2 separate regions of the Mus musculus genome follow, and region 1 is linked to region 2. The links are chromatin loops, found by intact Hi-C in ENCODE. Cell type or tissue: left cerebral cortex. All regions are shown on one strand. Each heading gives the region's core, and the rest is flanking DNA. Links, peaks and the distances in the headings are about the cores only.

Region 1 (10,365 bases), core at 2,991-7,990, 99 kb before region 2:
AAGAACACAGTCCATGCTGCCCAACCCACATGCGCTTTTCATCATTACTACCTCAACAGGGCTCTGAAAGCAAGACGGGGACGCTGGGATTAGAAGTCATTACCCCAAGCAACCTAACTCCAGCCCTCCATATCAGCCACTTAACCATTCCAAGCCCTTGCTTTGTATCTACAATCAACAACAGTGACTATGCCAAAGTATAATAAAAACATTCTAACATGTCCTTAATATTTTAACTACTGCTATGGAAACTGCCAAAGAGCCTTTTAAACTAATAAATATATTACTTTATATAAGAACTTAATCTTGGGGTTGGGGATTTAGCTCAGTGGTAAAGTGCTTGCCTAGCAAGCCCAAGGCCCTGGGTTCGGTCCTCAGCTCCGGAAAAAAGAAAAAAAAGAAAAAAAAAAAAGAACTTAATCTTGGGGGTGGGAGAGATGGCCCAGCAGTTCAGAGCACTCGTTCTTGCAAAGGACGCGGGTTTTATTTCAAGTACCCACTTGGTGGCTAACAACCACCCACAATTCCAATCAGGACTAGGCATGTACTTGGTGCACATAAATATACACAGGCAAACACCCATACACATAATAAAATAAATCTTAAAAAAAAAAAAGAATGTCATCTTGATCAAAAAGTTTAGCTTAACAACGCGGTGGTGATGACATATGTTCTTAATCCCAGCACTTGAAAAATCTCTTGAGTTTGAGGCCAGCCTGGTCTACAGACTGAGTTCTAGAACAGCCAGGGCTACACAGAGAAACCTTGTCTCAAGAAAACAAAAATACAAACAAAAAAATCAGCTTATCAAATCAATAACAAGCAGTTTCTTTTTTCCATTCTCAAGTAACAAATGTTTAAGCTAAATGACATCATAATGTCTCTATTTATTTGACATTATAATGTCTGTATTAGATAGAGACAGGACCTCTCTAATGTAATCCTGGCTGTCCTCAAACTCAAGGATCTGCCTAACTCCTTCCCAAGTCCTGGCTGACCCAGAGCTCACTATATAGATTAGACTGTCACAGAAGTCCATATGCCTTTGACTCTTGGCCATCCTCCTGCATGAGCTTCCAGAGTGCTGCGATTATAAGCATTTATAACCACACTCACCAAGTTGATAGTATTTACCTTTTTCCATCTGTGGATGGAACTGTGCCTAAGATGGAACTGCATGTGCTCACCCAAAACACCAAGGTCCCTAAACGGCAAGGTACATGTACACACAGTAAGCGGAGCTTGGGTAGAAACTTGGAGCCCATCTTTATTTTTAATGAGTCAGCAATAAAAAAAACCATGTCACCACTGTTATGATCCTTTCTGCTTGGAAGCCACACTGCTATTGTTGACAATGTACAGAACAGAGGTCTCAGCTATTTAACCACAGTGAGCTCGTGGGCTTATTTCTATCTTTACATAAGGGAAGCCTCTGATGCTATCATTCCTTCTTTTGAGAGCATCAGAAAGAAGTTATCTGTTTTTTAAAGATTTATTTATTTTATTATATTATATGTAAGTACACTGTAACTGTCTCAGACACTCCACAAGAGGGTGATAGACCTCATTACGGATGGCTGTGAGCCACCATGTGGTTGCTGGGAATTGAACTCAGGACCTTCAGAAGAGCAGTCAGTGCTCCTAACCACTGAGCCATCTCTCCAGCCCCCAGAAGTTATCTTTAATGGGTGTGGTTCTTTAACAAGTACTACTAAATTGGTGAAAAACTCAGATTGTTTTCAAATTTTTTGTTAAAGCTGGAAATGGTGGCATATATCTCCAGCATTCAGGACACTGAAGCAGGAGGATGGTGAGTTACAGAACACAGCTATCTCACAAATAAAATAAATGAAAAAATAAATGTTTAAAGGGCAATCTCACCAAAAGCAAATGTCGTTTTCATGTTGCCACTGAACTGGCAATAAAATATTACAAGTGGGAAGTGGCATACCTTGTACAGGTACAAGGCAACCAATTCACTGTCTAAACATTAGTATTGTTTGTAAAGTTTACATAGTTACAAAAGTTAAATACAATTAAAAGCAAGGAAGTTGGATAACAATGTTCACCAAAGCAATCTATTTCAAGGAAACTTTAAAACAGATTTTAAAACTATTTATTTACTTTTTTGGGGGGGGTGGAGATAAAGTCTCACCTTGTAATTCTGTCTAGCCCCTGCTTCCCTAATGTGGGATCAAAGGCATACACAACCATACCTGGCTTCAAGCACTACTGTTTATGTGGCTCTAAAATGAAAACTAGGCTACCAAAATGTCTCAGTGGGTAAGAGTCCATGCTGCTTTTACAGAGGATTAAAGCTGGGCCCCCAGCATCCAAGTCCAGTGGATTAAAACCACCAGGTTCCAGAAGATCCAGCACCCTCTCTGGCCTCCATGGCCACCTCTACATACATTTGCATACATAATACACACATACATACATTAAAATCCTAACATCTATACATATTGAGAAAAAGAGACCTAAGCTAAGTAGCCTCATATCTGAGTTTCTGGAAGATGTGAAAATTCCTGAATGCGTTAAGCGTCAGCCCTCATCCCATCTAGTATCTCTAGTCTTCCCAAAGCAAATCTACCTGATGATCCGTGTCCTACTCATTTCCATACATTAGTTTCTTGTTGGTAATAATAAAGACACTCCAAGAATAACTCTGGGAAGCTAGTTTTGTTTTTCCATCCTGAGACAGGTTTTTTCCGTGTACCCCTTGCTATCTATCCTTGAACTTGATCTGTAGATCAGCGATCCCCCTGAATGCTAGAATTAAAGGGGCATATCACTATGCCTGGCTTCAAGACACATTTATTTTGGTTCACACTCCTAGTTCATCCCAGTAGGGAAGTCACAGCTGCAGGAATCTGAGAGAGGTGCTCATATCACCTCATGAGAAACTCAGCAATGAATGCATGTTCACACTGTAACATTTACTTGTGTGTGTACCTCAGAGGACAGCTTGAAGGAGTATGTTCTTTCTACCATGTAGTCCTATAAGGAAGGGGCCAAACTCAGGTCATTTGGGGACCTTTGCATAGGGAGCTCCCCCCACCCTTACACAATTGAGAACCCCTCCCTCCCAATCTAGGGAATGGTGCCATCCACAGTGGGTGTGTCTTCCCATCTCAACATAAGGAAGATGCTCCTAAACATACTCACAAGCCAACCTGATCTGCTAGGTAGACAATTTCTGAGACTTCCTATCCAGGTAACTCTACAGCAGCAGTTCTTTTGGGGGACCAGAACGACCCTTTCACAGGGGTCACATATCAGGTATCCTGCACACTACTAGATATTTACAATTCAAAACAGCAGCAAAATTACAGTTATGAGGTAGCAACAAAATAGTTTTATGACTGGGATCACCACAACATGAGGAACTGTATTAAAGGGTCACAGCATTAGGAAGGCTGAGAACCACTGCTCTCGAGGGTCAAGTTAACAATGCCACCCTAGTCTTTCCAACTAGATTAAAAGTTCCTTGAAAATATGCATAACATATTCTTCATTGTGTTCTGGTTGCCTTCTTAAGAGCATGTAATCTTGGAGCATGTGTTAACTATTTTTAAGTACAGAAACAAGGACCAAATAAACCGTTTACCTGAAAAAGCCAGTTACAATCACTCAGTTGGGAAATGAAAAGTAATTGTGTCCAGGTCTACCGAACAGTCCAATGAGTGGTCACACAAATGACTAGTCATCCAATGTCCACATAAAGCCCTTCACTCCGAGTCAGCAATTAGAGACTGAGACCTGGCAAGATTTACTAAGTAATATTTAAAAGGCTTACTTCTAAACCTTAAAAATACCAACCTTGTTTGATGTGAGAGAAACAAAGATCAAAACACTAGAGATTCAAGTGGGGCGTGTTATAACACACAGACAGACACACATACACACACGTCATCCCAGCACCTGAGGAAGCAGAGACACAAGGAATGTCACAAGTTCAAAGTTACCCTGGCTCTACATAACCAGTACCAGGGCAGCCAGGGATACTTGGGATGGAAGGAAGGAGGGAAGGGATAAATCTACATTTGACTTAACCAAAATGGTTTTCAGCATTTTCTGAAAAATTGTGTCATCAGAAAATATTCAACCTCAAGAATCTCCTTTCTACACCAAGCCACAAAAGAATGAGCATCTTCTGTGCTCCAAAAGTTCTTCCTGCTAACACAAATTACTAACATAATCCATAATTCTGCACTAAAATTAAATGTTAAATTAACCCTGAAAAGAAAAGCTAAAATGAAGTGGAGACACATTTTTCTAATAGAAAATTGCATTAATTAAGACTTCAAGAATACAACATGAACAACTTGCTTCCCCAATTCTTGGAGAAAACCAATGGAATGAGATAACCTGAGATACCGAGTTATCACTTCAAGGAGTGGACTCAGTTCCATGTCTGAAATAGAGAAATCGGTCAACACGGGGATTTCTACTGCTGATTGTAGCCACAAAAATACAATCCAAGAAACTTTTGCAACCAGAGAGGATAAAAAATTTGACTCTCTTCCCGTTTATGTTGCTCATTCAAAAATAAATGGCTCCACGCCAAGTACGTTACACACAGAAGGGTTTCACACTACCCAATTTGAGTCAGCATATACATCATAAATTAATGTGACACTGTATTTCCAATCCCAAAGCTCTTCGTTGTAGTATGACTCACCAAATCCTCCATTTGTCCAACTAAGAAAACTTTATATTCCTCCCTTCAAACTACCACTATGACCTTCGTAGGAACTGGGTTAGCGACTCCCTTCATAATCGTTAAACACACACTTTAAACAGGGCTCCGGGGAAGCCGAGGCGTGGAGACCGACAGGAAAGCGAGGTGACCTTTCCATAGGCGCTGGGGTCTGGCCTACAAGCCCTGCTGTGGGGGACCCTGTGGGCAGCGCCCGCTCCACGAAGCAAGCCCGAGTGCAAGCGCAATGCTTTGACTCCATGAGTCCGGAACCCGTTCCCGGGCGCAAAGCCCAGCCAGTCCCTCGCCGGGCCACCGAGGGTCCCGGCCGCCCCACTTCCCAGGGTCGGGCCGGGTTCGGCCCGGAGGCTCCGAAGCCCGGAGTCCGGCGCGCGGCGCCATTTTAGGCCGCGGTGGCGGCGCCATCCAATCAGCGCGCGGGAGGCGGGGGGCGCCGGGTCCCTCGCGAGTCGCCGCAGGCAGCGCCGGGCGCCGGGCTGCTAGGTTCGGGGGTCTGGCCTCCGTGCCGCCATGTTGCACCGTCCCCGCGGCCTCCTGATAGGCGGGCCCGGGCAGAGGCCGCACCCGCGGCCGAGAGCAGCTCACCTTCTCGCAGAGGCTCTTGACCTGGGACTCGGAGAGCTGCTTGCACTCGTTCAGCTGCTCGATCCACTGGTCCAGCTCCTTGGTGAACAACTTCTCGTCCATGATGCCGCCCGCCCGAACCGGCTGCCGCTCCGCGCTGCTCCCGCGCCGCCGCCCGCACCCGGGCCACACGCACACGCCGCCGCCGCTCTCCCGGGGTGCTTTCTGCGGCCCCAGGCGGCTGCTGGGCGCTGGCGCCGGCCCGCTGGCTCGCTCCGCAGTGCTCGGCCGCCGGCCGCTGTGCCTCCTCCTCCGCTCGCCCTAGCTCGGGACTCGGCTTTCTGTAATGGCGGCCGCCCGGCGTGGTGACGTCACGCCAGCGTCAGGGAGCCGCGGGGAGGGCGACGGAGTGGGGCCGGGACCCAGAGCTGCGCACCGTGGAGCCGGGGCGCAAGCGCAGCGGAGTTGGCTGCCGAAGGAAGTGGCTTCGCTCTTGGGGCGTGGTCCTCCCGCTGGGAGGGCGGCGGGGGAAGGGAAGAAGCGAGTCCGAGCAAGCGCAGTGCTGGTTAATCCTGGCGTCCCAGGCTCCGCAGGGCGCCTGCGCGGTCTCGGCGCATGAGCAGTCCGTGTAGGCGAGGTTTTTATTCCTTGTGACCTGGTGTTTCTGGAAGGCCTCTGGGTGATACCTCTCAGATGTGGTCTGGGCTCTGCCAGCCTGATGACTAAAGGCAACCCTAAGGCGCTTAGTCCAGCAGCCCTGGGAACCACAAGGGAGTCACACACCTTTGGGGACAAGCCTAGTGGCAGGTTGCCTGGAGTGACCTTCCCCACCTCTGGCCGTTGCAGGCTCCTATAATTAGGTCATTCGTGGGCGAAGGAAGGTGTACCTGCTGGGATGTGTCGCCCGCGCACCTTACACCCCCAGCACACACCTGTCCCTGCACGAAGGCGGGGCCGAAGTGGGCCTTCGATCCTGGCCTCTTCCTAAGCCTTGCTTCCTCTCCTGTGGCCTTCAACACCTCTGGTGTGCACTTTTCTCCGAGACCTGTGCCCACTGGAAATAATCTTGTCCTACATTCTAGAGGAACAAGCCAGGGCTGTGTTCTGGTACTGGTAGAAGCAGCTACCGTGTGTTCTGTAAAGGAAGCTGATATTCTTAAGGATCAGCCTTCGACCTGGTTATAAATCTCTTCTGAGGCTTGTGAAACGTGTTCACATTGCACTGTCTGCATTCACAGAGATACTTGGCTCTACAGAGCATCAACTGTTGACCAGATCCCATGCTTAGGGGACAAAGGGGTCATGCAGACAGAAAGGGGCTACTGCCCTGGTGGAGCTTGAATGTTCCTGGCTGGAAATGAATGGAATGGATGGAAGTCATACACTGCTCCCCTCCAGAGTCTGGGAGAGAAGCCAAAGGATGGTTATCCATGAAGGTCAAGGCAAGAGCTGACCTAGCTATACTGTGGGGAACAGTCAAGCCTGTCACACACCGGAGAAGACACAGCTCAGAGCATCAGAAGACACCCTGACCCACAAGCTACAAGAGGACCTCAGTGGCCCCATCCACAAATGGCAGGGATGAAAATCCTCCTTTATCAAGGACAACCTGCTTGGCCAGGGGAACTGGCTTGACCAATTCTGCTTTCTCTAGTGGGTACCTCCCACTAGAGTTCCCGAAGAAAGTACCTGAGATCTACTCTTCTAGACGCCTCCATACATACTTGTTCTGCCAGTCCTTTCAGCTCAAATTCTGACTCTGGTTTGCAGTGAATAGCCCCCCAAAACAAACAGGAGTAAGAGTTAAGGCTACGTGAGATGACTAAATAAAGACTGTTTGGTGCCCATAGTTATAAAGCCATGTTCACTGTGCTGTCTTGTCTTATTCTTCTCCATTGCCCTGTACTCAGCAAGAACTGGTCCTGTCTTGAAGGGCAGGAAGTAGGCGGGCACACACAAAAGGGGAGGGGCTTCTTCAAGATAGTGGTCAAGACTGAGAACTTCATACTGCCAAGGTCTCAGCCAGAGTCATACAGCTACTAAACCACAGAAAGGACCAATACTCATCCCTTTGACTGCCTTTTTTCACCTGCAAAGACAATGATGATGCTAGTCTGGCAGATTGAAAAGTACTAAACGCCCACTATATATGCCAAGGTTATATAATGAAGGTTCTTCTAAAGTACTCTAGCTAGGCACTCCTTGCTGGTAGCGTTAATGTGTTATTTATTTTCTCCTGATGCAGGTTACTTGGCTCACCACCCTCACAAAATGGAGGAAAGATAGAATTACATGTACTTAAACATCCTGCCAAATAATTAGATGCTGCAACTTAACTTCTTAAGGAATGACTTCTAGGAAGCTCTCATTAGCATTCAGGCAGTGGAGTAAGGCATACCCGATCATAAACAATACAGAACTATGCTAATCAGAGTGTCTTTACCCTTACTGGAAACCAAGAATGCTCTCATACTCTGTAGAACTTCCAATATAATAAAAGGATCTGAAAGTTGGGCCTTAACTAATTTGACCCAGCTTACTCAATTTGACAGCTGATGAATACTGAGAACAAAAATTTTTAAATGGCTGGGAGTGATATCTCATGTTGGTAATGGCAGCACTAAGGTGAGGCAGGAGAATTGCTTCCATCTCAAGAGCAGCCTGGACCACAGAATGAGTCTAAGACAAAAGGAGTTAGGTTTAAAACCCTGTCTTGAAAGCCAAAAGATAACTTAAAGAGAAAAAGAATTATCCTTTTAACTTCTGGACAAACCCGAAAGGATCCTTAAGACAACTTTGAGTACCATTGCTTAGATGACGAATCTGGGTACAGTGAGTCTGTGTTGCCCAGGATGTTTAAACATAGCTATAAATAAAAACCATCTGACGATGGGGCGGGGTAGGAGGAGGGTAACCTGGAGCAAATAGCTTTATAATAGGCACTCTTAGCCAAGATATTAAATTGACATTAAACATGGAGAAGGAGTGAGCTGTACTTCGCCAGCATTCTAACTAAAATTAGTTTTGCTGTTGTTGATCCTTCTGGTTCTCTGACTTAAGCCAACTGTCACAGGAAGCAGAGGAATGTGAGAAACAGCTCTGGGGTCGATGGGCCTGGGTTTGAATCCCTGTTTTGCAGATGCCATCCTTCCTCCCCCTTTCTCCCTTTTCCTTCCTTCCTTCCTTCCTTCCTTTCTCTTTCTCTTTCTTTCAGCAAGATCTCACTGTGTAGATCAGGCTGGTCCAGAACTCACAGAGCTGTGCCTGCCTCTGCTTCTGAGGACTGGGATTAGAGGCATAGCTACCACACCCTGTGTCATATATATAAATAAATATGGCATATATAAAAATATATTATGTAATAATATATAAAATAGATTAGAATACATTATAATTAAACAAACACTAAATAGATAGTATATGAACATATTATTAAATAATTGTTAATAATATATAAATATATATGTATTTTGGTGTTTCAAGACAGGGTTTCTCTGTGTAGCCCTGGCTGTTCTAGAATTAGCTCTGAAGACCAGGTGTCCTGGAACTCCCAGAGGTCCACCTGCTTCTGTCTCCAGAGTACTGGGATCAAAGCTATGTACCATGACCACCCAGCTCCTGTAGATTTTCTAAGTCTGAGGTTTTTTTTATCTATAAAGTAAGGTAATTATAATAGACAAGTAAGTTTATTCTGAGGGTTTAATGAGATTATAAATTCACAGCATTGAGCAGCACAGAATGCATAGCCAATCAATGCTATGTATCATTTTTATTGTAAATCTGATTTTAAATATGCCCACTGCCCATTAAAGTCCCTCAGGTATAATCAAATCATAGAAGGAAATGAAGATGGAAGAGGAAATTCAAGCAAGGAAAGAGAGATAGAAATAGAACATAAGAGACTCCCTCTCTTCCCCCGTCATCAGGAGACCTGTTGTGCAGAGACAGTTACTTAGGAATAAATCTAAGAATTAATACATTTTGTCAGGCTCATGTTCCTGTTAGCTCCGAATCCTGTATCTAAAAAGAGCAACACACCTAAAAAGGATATGTACTGTGCACCTACGTCTCTTATGCCTCAGAAACCCCAGCCAACATCCTAGCTGGGCCTGCTCAGGAAAAAAGGCCTGTGGTGCTCTGGCCCCCTGGGCCTGCTTGCCTGCCCACCAGCTTTTTGCACTCCACATGCCCACGGCTCCCAGCCATGTCTAGCTCTCCCTTTCTGTACTTTTCAGGGGCAGGGTGGAGAAGCTCATGTGCCTTTTCCTTAGGCTTAGAACTTCATGGATAGGGCCACAGTTTTGTGGCCAGGAACTTTGTCACAGATACACTATCGACTGACCTTCCTCCCAGCTCCTGTCATTTGACTAAAGAGAGGAAGGATCACGTCCCCGCCTGATGTCCATGACGTCGAGGCTGTTCTCAGTTACAGAGGGAAATGGCACAGGAAAAGAAAGGCAAAGTTCACCATCCAGAAGGCAGGACTGCCACCAGCCCCACAGTTCCCAGGACTACTGTCTATTTATTGACACAGGTGACTATTTATAGTACAAAAAAATACATTATAAAACAATATGTGTATGTGGGTGTGGTGGAACACACCTGTTTACCAAGCACTCAGGAGGCTCAGTGGGACTGAGAGCTTGAGGCCAGCCTGGGCTGCCCAGTGAGACCCTATCTCAAAGCGAACAAACAAAACGACAGCCATTTGTATGATAGCTTTATGAAGCATCTTTTATAAATACATGCTCCCAAGAGACACCAGCAAGCTACAGAAGAGGGAGTAAGAGTTGAGTGACATCTTATTTTTAAGTCTCTACTGATTTGATTCTTCTGTAATGAATATATATTGCCCTTGAAAGAAAAGATCCAGAGGCTGGAGAGATGGCTCAGCGGTTAAGAGCACTGACTGCTCTTCCAAAGGTCCTGAGTTCAATTCCCAGCAACCACATGGTGGCTTACAACCATCTGTAATGATATCTAATGCCCTCTTCTAGAGTGTCTGAAAACAGCTACAGTGTACTTACATAAAAAATAAATAAATAAATAAATAAATAAATAAATAAATCTTTAAAAAA
Region 2 (10,365 bases), core at 2,081-7,080:
TATAATGCTTAGAGATAATCCCCTACTTTCGGATATAAGAACAAAAACTAGGAGTGCCGGCTACAGCAGAGCCTGCTCGAGGGAACTCTTAAATTGTCTAAGAAGCTCCAACTTTCACCAGAACGCAGGATGTCCTTCATTAATCTAGCATTTTGTGTAGACCGGGATTGAGAAATAAAAGAGGTCTGATATGCGTTTAACTCAGGCATCCTTTTAGAATACGGGATTTACAATTTGAGGTCCCCTTTCAGGAACAATGGAAGCCAAACTAAAAAGTCCCGCTAACAACACTGCGGGTCCCTTGTTAGGAGCCACGGTCCACCAAGCGTGGGGACTCCCACCTCAGCACTAGTCACCCATACGTCCTGCCCTCTCCTCAAACACGCAGTCTGTGCAGCCCCAACCCGAGTGGCCCGTCTCGCCGCGCTGTCGACCTCGTCCTGAGAACCACCGCCGCCTCAGCCCATCCTGTAGTCCCGCCGGCCCGGCTGCGTGCAAGTCCCAGCCGGCCCGGGACACCACACCTCCTCTCCTGGCCGACCTTGCCGGCTCGGGGCAGCCGGACGCCCTGGCAACGGGGTGAGGGCGGGGCACTGCCGCGTTCCGAGCACAGTACGCAAGACTGGAAATTGCTGAGGTCCTGACCCGGAAGGGAAAGTGACACGAAGCGGAAGATAGACCCAAGGGGAAGGGGGAGGGACGTAGGAGGCCCGCGTGCTTGCAGGTGGGGGTGGGGGTGGGGGGTGGGGATGAGGGAGAGCGGGGCATTTTATAGCAGAATGAACGCCTGGAGGCTTTCGCCCGGCAAGAGAGCGTTTTGTCACCTGGGTGGTTACTGGTCCCTTACTTGTGCCCGGTTCTAGGAGGTTGACGGAGATAATTGGATCTACGGAACACTTATGGGGCTACAGTTTGCCAGTGCTTCGTTACTATTCCATGCAACCGATTTCGACCTCAAAGTCGACATAATCCTTAAACCGGGGACAAGATCGTTTTTGGATAGAGGGCTTAGCTCGGTAGTAAGCCACATACTCAGCGTTCACTACTCCTCTGACTTATTTCTAACACCATTTCTGTACACATTTTCAGTTTCCCAATTACTACTGCTTTCTACCTACTAGTGATCCCTTTTTGTTTTGAGACAAGGGCTACTATATAGCTCCGGGTAGCCTGGGACTCACAATGTATACTTCCAGGCTGGCCTCAAACTCCCAAGATTATCTGCCTGCTTAGAGTGCTGTGCTGAGTGCCATCATATCCAGCCCTAGCAGTACTTTTAAAGTTTTCTCATGACGTGTGAAACGCAAAACTTTTTAGGAAAACAAAATAATTCACCGGACTCTGCCACAGGCTGAGTAAGTACAAGGACGCCTAGGGATGTACTTTTAAATAGCCCGCAGAGCTTTTAAAAGGGCTCCATTTTTACAGATCTTGATTTAACTGTAATAGCAAAAGTAGGTCATCGAGATGGCTCAGTAGGAAAAGGCTACGAAGCCCAAAGTGTAGAGTTCAATTTCTTGGACCTACGTGGTGGAAAATGAACCAACTCCTCCAAGTTGTCTTGTGACCTATACACACAAATGAATGTGCACAACGAGTGTGCTGAGTAGTGTAAAAAAGAAACTAGTTTGCTTTTTTAAAAACAAAAACAAAAAACAGTTTAGGGCTGGAGAGATGGCTCAGCGGTTAGGATTACTGACTACTACTCCAGAGGTCCTGAATTCAGTTCCCAGCAACCACATGGTTACTCACAAGCATCTGTAATGGGATCTGATGCCCTCTTCTGGTGTGTCTGAAGACAGCTACAGTGTATTTGTAAAAAAAAAAAAAAAAAAAAAAAATCTTAAAAAACAACAAACAAACAAAAAACAGCCGGGCGTGGTAGCTCACGCCTTTAATCCCAGCACTTGGGAGGCAGAGGCAGGCGAGTTCCAGGACGGCCAGGGCTACACAGAGAAACAGTTTAGACGCATTTCCATTTTTGCAATTTTGCTACTAACTGCTAGAGCCTGGCTTTGGAGCTTGAGAGTTAGGAGGGCTGGGCACTTGGCTTGGATTTTTCTTTTTCCTATAAATAAGAATGTTGTGAGACCTGCTATATGTTTACTTAAGATTTGTTATGAACTAAATATTTGCAAGGAGCAAAGCATGAATTAGTGAGCCCCTGTCATCACAAACTAACTCCTAACCCCAGCACTCAGGAGAGAGGAAGTCAGAACTATGTGAGATTGGGGCCAGCCTGGTCTACATAGCAAGTTACCCTGTTTTAATAAGTGAAATTATAGTTCTAAGACTGCGGTTGTAGGTTTCCAGCAAGCCACCTGGCCATGAAATTGTGTGAATTTTGTTAACATTCTGCTCTCTATATTTTTGGGAAGCATTCAATTTATCAAAACATTTCATTTTGGATATTAAAAACTATCCCGTCCATTTTTTAAAGTAATAAATTGCTAGATAAGCAACAGAATGAGATTTTTAAAAAGCGTCTGCCATTTCACTCTATGTATTTCTTGATCATGAGGAAGATTAACATTGGTATGGCTGGACGGAAATTTAAAAAAGCCCAGGCACTTGTTACCGGCCCAGGGGATTTAAAAAGCCTGTTTTCCCCCAAGACAAGGTCTCTCCCAACTCTAGGTGCGGTGGAATTTGCAGACCTCTAGTCCCCTGTCTACCCAGTGCTGGAGTTGTGCTTGTGCGCTGCATCCTTTTCAATAACATTTTACAGGGCTACCTAAGGCCCTGGGGTTCTACGGAATAACTCAAAGAGAAGAAACGTAAAGGTAAGAATATTTAACTTTTAGCTTAGTCACATTGTGAGGACACAGCAGCGGCTATCAAGAGTAAGACATACCTGACAATCCTCAAGGTTACTTTTTGGCGGGGAGGGATGAGACGCTCAGGCTGCCTAGGGTGGCTACCATCCTGCTTCACTGAGGCTAGCCTTATACTCCTGATCCTTTCCACTCTCCGAATGGTGGGATTGGCAGGATGCACCAAGACGCTGGGTTCTCAAGGTCATTTTAAATCAAGAGAATTGTTTGAAGGAAGAAGGGATAAGGACAGTGAAAAAGGTTAACCCTTCCTGGTTTCATGGAACCATGTGAAAGAGTGAGCAGTGGAGTCTCATGCGCTTCCCCCTTCTTGAGTTAAAGAATTCCGCATCTACTACACTGTTCCGGTCCCTAGAACTAACAAATCCCCAATACAGGGCTAGAAGCTGAGCACGGAAATTCCAGGAGCCAGCTGGGGGCTGTGGTGGTCAATGCTTCGGGAATCGGCTATGAATCAACCCCCCACACCGCACTTCCGGTCCATTTGGTCCCTCTTTGCTATTGTATAAAGCTTGTAATGAGTTACCTCAGAGTCGAGCTCTAACTCCCACCCATGTCTGCAGGATCTCTCCCCTGATCTGAATCATTTTTGTAGGTTTCTTTGACAACCAGCAGCATTGATATGCTCTAAAATCACACCCACTCACTTCTTGAAAAACACAATTGTGCCCCACCGCAGGCAAATTCACAGATTCCAATTCAAAGACTCCATAGATGGAGTCTTTAAGGTTTGGGCAATCTATTCCACTCTCATTTCTGTATAAATTCTAAGTATGGAAATTCCATTAGCAGGAACAGGCTATTGATGCAAATGCCCTTAATCCCATCTCATTTGCACCGACCTAGCATTCAAAGCCGTTCATTACAAGGCTTTGCCACACTTTCAGTACCTGTCCCACGTACCAGAGTTGCTAAGCCACTTGAAACACAGAATTAAGTCCAGATTTTTTTTTTGTTGTTCCGTTTTAAAAGACTCAGAATGCAAGCGGCTCCTTCCACAATGTCTCCTTTTGCAAAGCCCCAGTACTTTGGGACCAAAAGAATAATGTATGACTAGAGGTGTCAACTCCTTATACTCAAGGACCTGCTTTGTTAGACCTGAAACCAGAGCCAGGCTAGGCCATCACGTGACCTGCTCTGATGGCGTCACAGGCACACGTGGTTCTAGATACTTCGCTCCCTCCCCCTCAGGGGTGGATTGTTGACAGCGGCGCTGGCGGTCACGTGACTTGACGTCACCCCCCCCCCCACCTCCTCTCCTCCGAAATCTCAGGCTCCGGATGCACCACTCTCTCCCCGTCCGGCCGAACTTGAAACTAGCGACGGGGGGAGCGAGGCGAGGTAGCGTGTGGGCTCCGAGGGCGTTGGGCCGGGCCGTGTTCAGCGTGAGCACGGAGCGGATCCTCCGTAGTTGCCCGCAAGCAACAAGCCCGGAAGGCCGCCTTCTGCCCCTCCGGTGCGGCGCGCGCGCCCGCTCGCCCCGCCCCCTCTCCCCCCTCCCGCGGTGGTACTGGCGGAGGGCGGAGGGATCTGGAGGCGGCGGAGGGAGACGTCATTGCAGGGTTGTTTGTGCAGTCTCGGTGGCGGCGGCGACCCACAGTGATTCGGCCGCTGCGCCGGGGGGTGGGGGGGCTGAACGGGACTCTTTTCTTTCAGACTGACCGCGGGGCAGCTGCGGAGCATGTCGACCCCGGCCCGTAGGAGGCTCATGCGGGATTTCAAGCGGTAAGGGCCCTCGTCTTAGCCCAATATGACGGCCTCTTCCCGAAGCCATGGACTGTAGGGCGGGGATTCCGGATATCTTCCTCCTGGTGACCCTGAGGAGGCGGGCAGTGGGCCTGCGGGACCCACGGCAGTCCCGGCTTCCCGGTGGCTCTTACTCCCTCGCTTCATACCTCCCTCTGTCTGGAGTAAAGATGGTCGGTACTACAGCCTCCTGCCCTTCCCCCCCAAAAGTAGGAAGGTGGCCATCGCTGGGCCTAGGTGTCCCAGAGGCCCACCTAGGGCAGATGCAGACGCTTCACCTCCCGCCTCTGCACCCTGCAGTGTCCCCTCCCCAGGTGGTGCGAGTGAGCTGCTCCTGAGGCTCCGGCCTCGCCTGGCGGACCAGTCCAGCTTTGTTACAGGGCCCCGTGATCTCCTGTTGGTAGTGAGAGGTTGGGGTGAATACTGCCCCAAATCTCTCCCTTTCTGCAGTGGTGAGGGTGGGGTCTGCTGCGCGAGGTCCGGAGGTGGTTAGCCCATCCCCCGAAACCCGATCTGCCCCCGCCCACCTGGAAGGACCTTGAGAACTGGCTCGGGAAACCTGGGCCTGGAGCTAGCCACTTGGCCTGCCAGTGCCTTCTGGAACTAAGATCTGGCCGCGGAATAAAAGCCTATCTATAGCCTCCCCAGCCTGGAAAAATGCCTTCCGTCAGACTGGAGCTAATCTGATACTCCACCTGGGCCTCCTTTTGGAAAATAGGGGTTTATAGGAAATGTGGGGCTTGAAGGAAGAAGATGACCTCTCCCAGTTGTTTACCTCTCCTTGGAAACGTACAAGTGCAGAAACAGTAGACTAGATACTAGTTTTCTTTCTGGGCAGACCCGCTGTGATTGAGACAAATCTGTAATATAAAAACTTAGATTTGCCTCTCAGGAAGCAACTGCTCAACTTTCCCATTATAAAGCCCTTTATGAGAGAGAGAGAAAAAAAAGCCCTTTATGAGGCATTTGGAAGCTATTGTCTTGGGACCTGGACAACTTCATCATTTAATTCGTTGCTGATTTTAGCCACACAATTGAGGAATGAAGCAGTAAATTCGTCCCTCTCAGTCCTGTTAGTGACCTAATCTGCTTGAGGTTGACCAGTTTGCCAAGTGTCCACTTAAAAATCACAACATACTTTGTGAGATGGACAGGTTTTTGTTGTTGTTTGTTTGCTTGCTTTTTTTTTGTTTGTTTTTTGTTTTTCAAGACAGGGTTTCTTTCTCTGTGTAGCCCTGGCTGTCCTGAAACTCACTCTGTAGACCAGGCTGGCTCGAACTCAGAAATCCCCTTGCCTCTGTCCCCTAAATGCTGGGATTAAAGGCGTGCGCCACTACTGCCAGGCTGTTTTTTTTTTTTTTTTTTTTTTATTAATGATCTGCCAGACAAAGAGATGTCCTTTTTGGTGCAAAAGTCACCCAATGCTTGAAGTCACTATATTTGATTAGCTCTGTAACTGATACACAAATAAAACTTTCCATTATGGATAATACATTATCTATTATTATTTATCTCTTGTTCATTTTTGCAATTTCTGTACTTGACTCCCAGTTGAGTACAAGGTGCCTTTGGTGGTTTTCCAAGGATCTTGAGGTTACATGAAATTGCTGATGATGTCTGTTGAAAGCATTGTATGGAGGCCTGAGGTATATTTGGCCTGAGAGCAGAGTTTTTAAAATAGAGCCTGCTGGAAAAGCTAGCTGGAGCTTCTGACTACTTTAGAAAGGCACTGTTTGAAGCACAGGCCATGAAGTAAGACTTGCTTTCTAGTTAAATTGAGGTTTTTTGTTTTTTTAAGTCATTTAGTGTATAGAGATTTCCTACATTTTTGTGTTGTGTAGTGTCTGTAGTTAGGACTGGAGATCCTTCCATGATTAAGGTACGAAAATTGTAAGTTTTTGTTGTGTTTGGTTTTTGTTTTTTGAGACAGGGTTTTTTTGTTTGTTTGTTTGTTTTTTGTGTGTGTAGCCCTGGCTGTTTTGGAACTCACTCTGTAGACCAGGCTGGCCTCCAACTCACTCACCTATGTCCCAAGTGTTGGGTCCAAAGGTGTGGACAACCACTACCACCTGGTAGTTGCAGGTTATCTAAAAGTATTTTTCATTGCTAAAATTGTAAACTTTGAGTGGGTTAAGAGGGTACTCTGAAAACGAGTTCCTCAAGAGACCATATCTTAAATCTTGCTGTTTGAAGAATTTACAGATCTGGTAGTATTAATACGAATATTAACCTGGTTGATTCATTTAGATCGTAACTCATTTCAGCTCCAACTATAACAAGTCAGTCTAGCTAGTCTGTCAGAGTAGCTTCAGGAGAGTCTGACCTCACTGGCCTATATGTTCAACTCTGAAAATGACTACTCTGGACTTCTAGATTGCAAGAGGACCCACCTGTGGGGGTCAGTGGCGCCCCATCTGAAAACAACATCATGCAGTGGAATGCAGTTATATTTGGGTGAGTTGAGCTAGGGATTGCTCAGAAAAGGTAAGTAAATAAGCACTGGGGAGAGAGGCTGAGGCCGATTCTGAAACTCACTTGTGTGGGGCGGGGACACATCTTTTGAGAACCCTGGGCCTCCTGTGCTAATTGTGCTCCCATCCCTAAGCTGTATATCCAGCTCTTGAAACATTTTATTGAGTCTGGGGCATTTATATAAAATTGGTCGGCTTGCTGTTATATTTAATTTGGCTTCTTTCCCTTGAGCCAAGGTGTGTTGCAGTGTTGCTCAGGGTGATTTTGAACTGGGCTGAAGTGATCCTCTTGCTTTAGGCCCTCTGGAGTAGCTGGGATTGTGGGCGTATGACACTGTACCTGGCTATGGTATGGTTTTATGGTTACTCGAGGTGACTGATCCTAGGGTGTGAAGGCTTTGAGTGAAGCTGAGTGGTAGACTGCTTGCCTGCTATGCATATGGCCCAGGGCTTGATCCCCACACTAATAAGTAAATGCTGGAAATTAAATGGGCTAATGAAGGAGATCAGGTAAATCACCTCATACAAAATGTGCCGTTCAAGTGTTTATGCCCCTACTGTTGGAGCTGTAAGGACACTTGGAACCAAAAGGACCGAAAACTTTGCTGTGACAAGAATTTTAGCTAAAAATGACATATGCACAGCCTACCGAGAAGCCACTGGATGACTTTGGGTAATACTGAGATTGAAACACCCTGTAGGCAAATGCTCCATCCATCACTGGGCTGCACTCCTAGCACCTTTGAGATTCTATTGAGATAGACTCTTGACAAGGGTGGGGTTCAGCCTTTTGATCTAGCACTTAGAGGCTAGGGTCCAGGCTGCCTACTGAGGTCCTGTCTCACAAAAAAACAACAACAAAAAGATCTCCATGCATTTCTCAGACTTGGGATCTTCTTCCTTCAACATCCTCAGTGCTGGGAACACAGGCATAGGCTACCATATAATACCTTTTTAATTTCTTGTTTATCATTTGTGCGCAAGTGTGCACGCCTGCATGCTGGCTGACTGACTGTGAGTAGGTATCTATAACCCATAACACTTGGTGTAGAGGTAAGATGACAATTGTGTAGTCATTTCTCTCCCTCCATCATGTGTTCAAGAGATAGTATGGCGAGTAGTTCTACTTGCTAAACTGTCTTGCTAGCCCTGCACATCCTTTTTGATTTAAAATGTAAAAAATTTTTGATTATGTGTGTTTGTCTATATATGGGATTATGGGAATTTACCACTACAGCTAGTTATGGTATGGTATGATTTTACAGTCAACCCAGGTAATTGATTAAAAACTAGGGTTTGAAGGATACGTGTATAAGAGAGCAGGTGCCCATTGGAAGCCAGAGGCCAATGTCTGATGTCCTGAAGTTGTAAGCTCCCTGACATGGGTACTGGAAATCAAATTCCTGTAAGAGGTTTTTTCAAATATTCTTCATCAGTAAGCTGTCTTACAAGGATCTACACTTAACTAGGATATAACTAGTGGGGGATCTACACTTAACTAGTAGATAACTAGTGGGGTACTAAGAATGTAGCTAGCTCAGTGGTGGAGTGCTTGCCTTAACATTCCTGAAGTCCTGGTCAGTCATCTATAATCATAGCCCCTGGAAGGCTGAGGCAGAAGGATCACAATGTAGAAGCCAACCTGGGCTATTTATTTAGTAAGACCTTATCTCAAGAAAATCAAAATAGGTATACTGACTTATCCTTAATAAATCCTAGCACTCAGAAGTCTGAGGCAGGACAATTGCTGCATGGTTGGGCAAGCCCGGGCTGGGAGACTCGCATCCCCCGCTTTTTTTTCCCCCTGTGTATGTGTTATACCATCCTTTTTAAAATCTTAGTTTGAGATGGCCTTGCCAAGTTAGTCAGGCTGTGTATCTTAGGCAGTCCTCAAACTCTGACATCCTCTGCTTCTGCCTCCTGAGTCTCTGGGAATACAAGTGTGTGGTACCAGGTTCACTTGTAGACTCTTGGGTTTTTGTTTGTTGGTTGGTTTTGGTTTTGAAAACAGGGTTTCTCTGTGTAGCCACTGGCTGTCCTGGAACTCACACTGTAGCCCAGGCTAGCCTCAAACTCAAGATATCTACCTGCCTTTTCCTTCCAGTGCTGGGAATAAGGCATGTGCCTTTATTTGGGTGTGCGCTGCCACACTCAGCTGTACAGTATTCTTTTGCAACAAAATCATAGACAAATTTCCTTTCAAAAAGAACTTGAGCATTGAAAGTCCTTTGTGCTGCCTGAGTTCAAGCCACGGCTGTGGCAGTCTGACAGGTAAAGTTTATGCAGCTCTCAGGAGCAGGGTGAGCGCCGTCCTCCTAGTTCCCAAGTTATCCTTCCCTCCCTGAAGACAGAGAAAGAAGAGTAAAAAACTAATTTTAATCAGAGATCTTTTTGTTTTCAGACCAGAAGGGACACCCTTTGAAGATGGTAAGTAATTCTTATTATCTACATATTAAAAGGGTGCCCTTTGGTCAGAGACTCTAACAGTATTTGAAGACAGGCTCTACTCTTAATAAGCTCTTGGCATACTAAGCAAGCAAATGAAAACTTAGAGCTCATGGGGATCTTTTTTTTTGCACATCACCTTGGTCACCTTTCACCAGTTTTCCGTGTGACATGGGTTACCTATACAGCTGTAGGTCTAAGTGGTCTGTGTTACAAAATGGTTGATGTTTGGGCGGCCTAATAGAGGTGCTCCCTGGGCACTGCTACCAAGTGGGTAACTGTTTCCTTGCTTTCTTGTCTGCATTCATAAGGGTGTTGTAAAATTTTCCATTTCTTTTCTCCCTATTACTAGGGAATAAATCCAGAGCTTGGTATGTTCTAGGGAGGCACTCCACTGCCAGGCATCCCTGAGTCCTGAATTCAGAGTTACCAGTAGCTTCACTACTCAGCATTTAGCACCCAGAAACGTTGTGCAGTCATTTGCAGCTCAATTTGGGTCTAACAGGAGCCAGGAAAATGGGAGAATGATTCTAATCTGTAATCACAATTAAGTTTGTTAAGTTGACTTTAAGCAGGTACTGAAAGATTTTCCTTAATTATAGTGGATTAAAAAAAAATTAAACAGCTTTGCTGTAATTATCAGAATGACTTCAGAATTCATCTGTTCAGCATGTTTGACAAGAATAGTTACTGTGGCCAGGCGTGGTGGCACACACCTTTTTTCCCAGCACTCGGGAGGCAGAGGCAGGCAGATTTCTGAGTTCGAGGCCAGCCTGGTCTGCAAAGTGAGTTCCAGGACAGCCAGGGCTACACAGAGAAACCCTGTCTTGAAAAACCAAAAAAAAAAAAAAAGAATAGTTACTATGAAC

The links. A loop is a pair of places that touch in the nucleus more often than their neighbours do. Peaks named below come from ENCODE experiments on the same cell type or tissue, not always from the same donor. Only the 100,000 strongest peaks of a DNase experiment are listed, where the experiment ranks them.
Region 1: it touches region 2 in a loop (4-fold over the local background); 12 of 42 quality-filtered maps call a loop at or near these places.

The regions. Positions count from the first base shown.
Region 1 is chr11:52,094,094-52,104,458 of GRCm38, reverse strand. It overlaps Ppp2ca (protein phosphatase 2 (formerly 2A), catalytic subunit, alpha isoform), which reads right to left and starts at 5,635. Exons shown (of 7, transcript NM_019411.4): 1 at 5,309-5,635. The coding sequence starts at 5,410. In left cerebral cortex, for the core only: CTCF peaks have their summits at 5,633 and 5,834; DNase peaks (open chromatin) are centred at 4,633, 4,883, 5,235 and 5,781; H3K4me3 peaks cover 3,087 bases; H3K27ac peaks cover 2,167 bases.
Region 2 is chr11:51,994,487-52,004,851 of GRCm38, reverse strand. It overlaps Ube2b (ubiquitin-conjugating enzyme E2B), which reads left to right and starts at 4,361. Exons shown (of 6, transcript NM_009458.5): 1 at 4,361-4,559; 2 at 6,954-7,034; 3 at 9,453-9,478. The coding sequence starts at 4,516. It overlaps Cdkl3 (cyclin-dependent kinase-like 3), which reads right to left and starts at 631. Exons shown (of 14, transcript NM_001166654.1): 1 at 342-631. In left cerebral cortex, for the core only: no CTCF peak of the experiment used is centred there; DNase peaks (open chromatin) are centred at 3,996, 4,338, 4,688, 5,074 and 1 more place; H3K4me3 peaks cover 3,312 bases; H3K27ac peaks cover 2,289 bases.